Linked DNA regions of Mus musculus: region 2 is linked to region 1. The links are chromatin loops, found by intact Hi-C in ENCODE. Cell type or tissue: left cerebral cortex. All regions are shown on one strand. Each heading gives the region's core, and the rest is flanking DNA. Links, peaks and the distances in the headings are about the cores only. Region 1 holds the start of Vmn1r27 (vomeronasal 1 receptor 27). Region 2 holds the start of Vmn1r20 (vomeronasal 1 receptor 20).

Region 1 (2,824 bases), core at 153-2,652:
TTGAAAATATAATTAGGCTCACCTTTCCTCACAAGAATCTGGGCCAGTATAGTTATTTTCTATTTCTCTAACACAAGCTGACTTTAAAGTAGTAAATTAAATTAGTCCCATAATAAATTGATCTTGGTAATCATGGCAAATAATAAACATGGGCACTAAAGGTAAGACTGTTGAGTGCATCTATAAAACATGTGTGAGTGCTGATGACGTATGATAACACTGGAGACTTTGTTTTCTATTGCATGGGAAGGAATCTGTTTTAAACTCAAAATCTTCCACAAGTTCATGTTTGTCATAATGTTTGGAAAATGGTGATTCTTTTAATACCACATGTTTCATCTTGTTGGAGGCTCCAAATGATACATGTTCAGGTGTGATTACATGGTAACTACAGAAAACAGAAAAGGAAAACGGAACCATTGCCAGGATAGGGTTGGGGGTGGGAGCAATAGAAAGCAGAATTGCAGGGTACAAGTATCTCAACAGGAAAATAGGAGAGGTGTGTGGGGGGGGATACCTAGAGAATGTAGGAAGATAAATAGAGAAGAAAGTGGTAGTTAGGTAAAATGTCAATACGAATGGCTGAAAAGACATAACTTCTGATTATATTAGCAATTTACAATTCCATTCAAAAGGAAGAGAAAAACAGTGTTTGCCATGGTAGCTGGGAGTCAGGCTTTTTAAACCTGAAGTCCAGCTTCATAAAAGGTGATGAGATGGGAACTAAGCTGAGTGCCATCTATGAATATTTATAATGATAATTAATGGTAATAGGATGTGGAAAGTATACTTTAGTGGTCTCCAACTGTATCTAGTCTTAAATGCAGATTATGGATTTATTAAAAAGAAACATAAAAATAGATGAATTGAGGAAGATATTTTGCTAATTAAAATAGTGGGATTATCATGAATTAGCACCATGCTTTCATTAGAATTATGAGATAAAACAAAAGTATTTGAACAAAATAGAGCACAGTAAAATTATAGCCTCCCCTCAATATTTTTTTGTTATTTTCTGTGACTATTTTCCATATCAACGTAAGTTTTATTCAGTTATACAAATGTGTTATCTGTTCTCATCACTACTGTTTTAGGTGTTAAGTATAAAACGAGTCAATTTAAATCAACAGGGCTGGATTTCTAAAACATGAGACTAGGGGGCACTACAGGCTCACAAATTATGAATTCTGTCTAAATATGTGTGAATAAATTTATTGTTCACAATATGGTAAGTATACAGGAGATACATGGAGGGCATGTAGAAATGTAGACAATGATGTAAAATCTGGAACATCAAAAGTTAAAAAGACAAGCCAATAATCAACTAGTATGAAAAATGAAATGAGGATAGAGTCTTATTATCCAGTGTATCAAAAGTTTGATGTATACTCTATTTTTTTCAGATATTTGAAATAAATTTCTACAATGCTCTTAAGATGAATACAATTTTTACTTATGTTCTCACTCAAGAATGTCCTTTATTTCCAAGCTGGACTTGGAGTCCTAGCAAATATGTCTCTTCTTTGCTTCTATATTTTCATAATTGTAGGTCACAGACCTAAGCCCACAGACTTGATCTCCTGTCAGCTGACCTTCATTCATATAATGGTGTGCCTCACTGGAGGGGACCTGTTGCTTACAGACATATTTGAGTCACTGAATATTAATAATGACTTCAAATGTAAGGCAACTTTTTACATAAGCAGGGTGATGAGATGCCTCTCTATCTGCACCACCTGCCTCCTGAGTGTGTTCCAGGCTGTCACAATCACTCCCAGTACTTCTTGTTTGGCAAAATTTAAACAGAAACTAAGAAAATACATGGTCTATGTTTTCTTATGTATTTGGTCTTTCAGTTTTTCATACAGTAGTAGCCGGATCTTCTATGTTCGTGGTTTTACTAATGTGAGTGAGACTAACCAGATGCAGATCACTAAATCCTGCTTACTCTTCCGCATGAACTCCATCATCAGGGTATTCATTTTTACAGTGACAACCTCCAGAGATGTATTTCTTGTAGGAATGATGCTAACCACAAGTACATACATGGTGATTATCTTGTATAGACATCAGAGGCAGTGCAAGCACCTTCATAGCATCAAGCACCTGAGAGCATCCCCTGAGAAAAGAGCCACCCAGACTATCTTGCTGCTGGTGATTTTCTTTGTGGTCATGTACTGGGTGGACTTCATCATCTCAACCACATCAGTTCTGTTGTGGATTTATGATCCAGTCAGCCTGATGGTTCAGAAGTTTCTGATGTATGCCTATCCCACAATTAGTCCTTTGGTACAAATCGGTTCTGATAACAGAATAATAATTATGGTGAAAAACATGTACTCAAAGCACCACCAGAGATTTTTATAAAACATTTTTTTCATTTCTTTAAAAACCTATTAATTTATTATTTATTTATACCTATGAGTGTTGTTGTGCCAGCATGTATCTATGTGTACATTCCTGCTACCTGCAGAGGTGATATGTCATGCAATATCCTGAAATTGGACTTATAGATGGCTATAAGGATTCATTCTGTACAGCACCAATTATTTTTCTCTAAAATACTGTTTGTTTCTTTTAAACTTTAATGTCCCTAGCACATATGTAATGGATGTACAGCCCAGTCTCCATGTGAATTCCCCCAGCAAACTGTGCCTGTTCCTAAAGTTGCTGTCTGTCATGGAATCCATTCCCCAACAGTCCTGCCTTGTTTAGCATCAGCTGGAGAAGCTGACCTGACCCCTACGGAGACTTTATTGCCTGGGCAGTGTAATACAATGGGGTGGGACACCATATCAGAGAAGAAGGGGATGAGGGATAGGAA
Region 2 (2,824 bases), core at 42-2,541, 780 kb after region 1:
CACCTCTGCGGGTAGCAGGAATGCACGTATAGATACATGCTGGCACAACAACACTCATAGGTATAAATAAATAAATTAATAGTTTTTTAAAGAAATGAAAATATCTTTTTAAAAAAATCTCTGGTGGTGCTTTGAGTACATGTTTTTCACCATAATTATTATTCTGTTATCAGAACTGATTTGTACCAAAGGACTAATTGTGGGATAGGCATACATCAAAAACTTCTGAACCCTCAGGATGACTGTGTCATACCTCCACAACAGAACTGATATGGTTGAGATGATGAAGTCCACCCAGTACATGACCACAAAGAAAATCACTAGCAGCAAGATAGTCTGGGTGGCTCTTTTCTCAGGGGATGCTCTCAGGTGCTTGATGCTATGAAGGTGCTTGCACTGCCTCTGATGTCTACATAAGATAATCACCATGTATGTACTTGTGGTTAGCATCATTCCTACAAGAAATACATCTCTGGAGGTTGTCACTGTAAAAATGAATACCCTGATGATGGAGTTCATGCGGAAGAGTAAGCAGGATTTAGTGATCTGCATCTGGTTAGTCTCACTCACATTAGTAAAACCACGAACATAGAAGATCCGGCTACTACTGTAGGAAAAGCTGAAAGACCAAATACATAAGAAAACATAGACCATGTATTTTCTTAGTTTCTGTTTAAATTTTGCCAAACAAGAAGTACTGGGACTGATTGTGACAGCCTGGAACACACTCAGGAGGCAGCTGGTGCAGATAGAGAGGCATCTCATCACCCTACTTATGTAAAAAGTTGCCTTACATTTGAAGTCATTATTAATATTCAGTGACTCAAATATGTCTGTAAGCAACAGGTCCCCTCCGGTGAGGAACACCATTATGTGAATGAAAGTCAGTTGACAGGAGATCAAGTCTGTGGGCTTAGGTCTGTGACCTACAATTATGAAAATATAGAAGCAAAGAAGAGACATATTTGCTAGGACTCCAAGTCCAGCTTGGAAATAAAGGACATTCTTGAGTGAGAACATAAGTAATAATTGTATTCATCTTAAGAGCATTGTAGAAATGTATTTCAAATATCTGAAAAAGATAGAGTACACATCAAGCTTTTGATACACTGGATAATAAGACTCTGTCCTCATTTCATTTTTCATACTTGTTGATGATTGGCTTGTCTCTTTAACTTTTGATGTTCCAGATTTTACATCATTGCCTACATTTCTACATGCCTTGCATGCATCTCCTGTATACTTACCATATTATGAACAATACATTTATTCACACATATTTAGACAGAATTCATAATTTGTGAGCCTGTAGTGCCCCCTAGTCTCATGCTTTAGAAATCCAGCCCTGTTGATTTAAATTGACTCATTTTATACTTAACACCTAAAACAGTAGTGGTGAGAACAGATAACCGATTTGTATAACTGAATAAAACTTACATTGATATGGAAAATAGTCACAGAAGATAACAAAAAAATTGAGGTGAGGCTATAATTATACTGTCCTCTATTTTGTGCAAATACTTTTGTTTTATCTCATAATTCTAATGAAAGCATGGTGCTAATTCATGATAATCCCACTATTTTAATTAGCAAAATATCTTCCTCAATTCATCTATTTTTATGTTTCTTTTTAACAAATCCATAATCTGCATTTAAGACTAGATACAGTTGGAGACCACTAGTATACTTTCCACATCCTATTAGCATTAATTATCATTATAAATATTCATAGATGGCACTCAGCTTAGTTCCCATCTCATCACCTTTTATGAAACTGGACTTCAGGTTTAAAAAGCCTGACTCCCACCTCCCATGGCAAACACTGTTTTTCTCTTCCATTTGAATGGAATTGTAAATTGCTAATACAATCAGAAGTTATGTCTTTTCAGCCATTCGTATTGGCATTTTACCTAACTACCATTTTCTTCTCTATTTATCTTCCTCCACTCTCTTGGAAGCCCCCCTTTCCTATTTTCCTGTTGAGATACTTGTACCCTGCGATTCTGCTTTCTATTGCTCCCACCCCCAACCCTATCCTGGCAATGGTTCTGTTTTCCTTTTCTGTTTTCTGTAGTTACCACATAATCACACCTGAACATGTATCATTTGGAGCCTCCAACAAGATGGAACATGTGGTATTAAAATAATCACCATTTTCCAAACATTATGACAAACATGAACTTGTGTGGAAGATTTCTAGTTTAAAACAGATTCCTTCCCATGCAATAGAAAACTAAGTCCCCAGAGTTATCATGTGTCATCAGCACTCACACATGTTTTATAGATGCACTCAACAGTCTTACCTTTAGTGCCCATGTTTATTATTTGCCATGATTACCAAGATCAATTTATTATGGGACTAATTTAATTTACTTCTTTAAAGTCAGCTTGTGATAGAGAAATAGAAAACAACTATACTGGCCCAGATTCTTGTGAGGAAATGTGAGCCTAATTATATTTTCAACTTCACTAGTATACTCCATATATATAGATACACACATGCACTCATGTGTAGAAATAATGCAAAAGATATTGCCCGAGACCATCCTATAACATATCCATTAATACGACAGCATAAATCACACATTTTATATTTATATAATTTTTCTTCCTAAAAAGTTTAATCTTGTAAAGCAATAGATTCCTCAAAACTGCCAGAACCAAATATCTGATTCTCTCACCAACATACATTTATATTAGCTTCACCATGATGTTATGTTTTTAAAAGTTCTAGGATACAGGGTATTGATGTACCTGAGTGGTCAAGAGGACTTTTTGCTTTTGCAAAGACGTTTACATTTGTAAGGATAATTTTAAAAGGATT

Evidence for each region. A loop is a pair of places that touch in the nucleus more often than their neighbours do. Peaks named below come from ENCODE experiments on the same cell type or tissue, not always from the same donor. Only the 100,000 strongest peaks of a DNase experiment are listed, where the experiment ranks them.
Region 2: it touches region 1 in a loop (3-fold over the local background); 9 of 42 quality-filtered maps call a loop at or near these places.

The regions. Positions count from the first base shown.
Region 1 is chr6:58,214,649-58,217,472 of GRCm38, reverse strand. Vmn1r27 (vomeronasal 1 receptor 27) reads left to right here and starts at 1,456. Exons shown (of 1, transcript NM_134436.2): 1 at 1,456-2,367. The coding sequence starts at 1,456. The coding sequence ends at 2,367. In left cerebral cortex, for the core only: a CTCF peak has its summit at 1,152; a DNase peak (open chromatin) is centred at 1,160.
Region 2 is chr6:57,429,887-57,432,710 of GRCm38, reverse strand. Vmn1r20 (vomeronasal 1 receptor 20) reads right to left here and starts at 1,020. Exons shown (of 1, transcript NM_001101533.1): 1 at 109-1,020. The coding sequence starts at 1,020. The coding sequence ends at 109. In left cerebral cortex, for the core only: a CTCF peak has its summit at 1,314; a DNase peak (open chromatin) is centred at 1,294.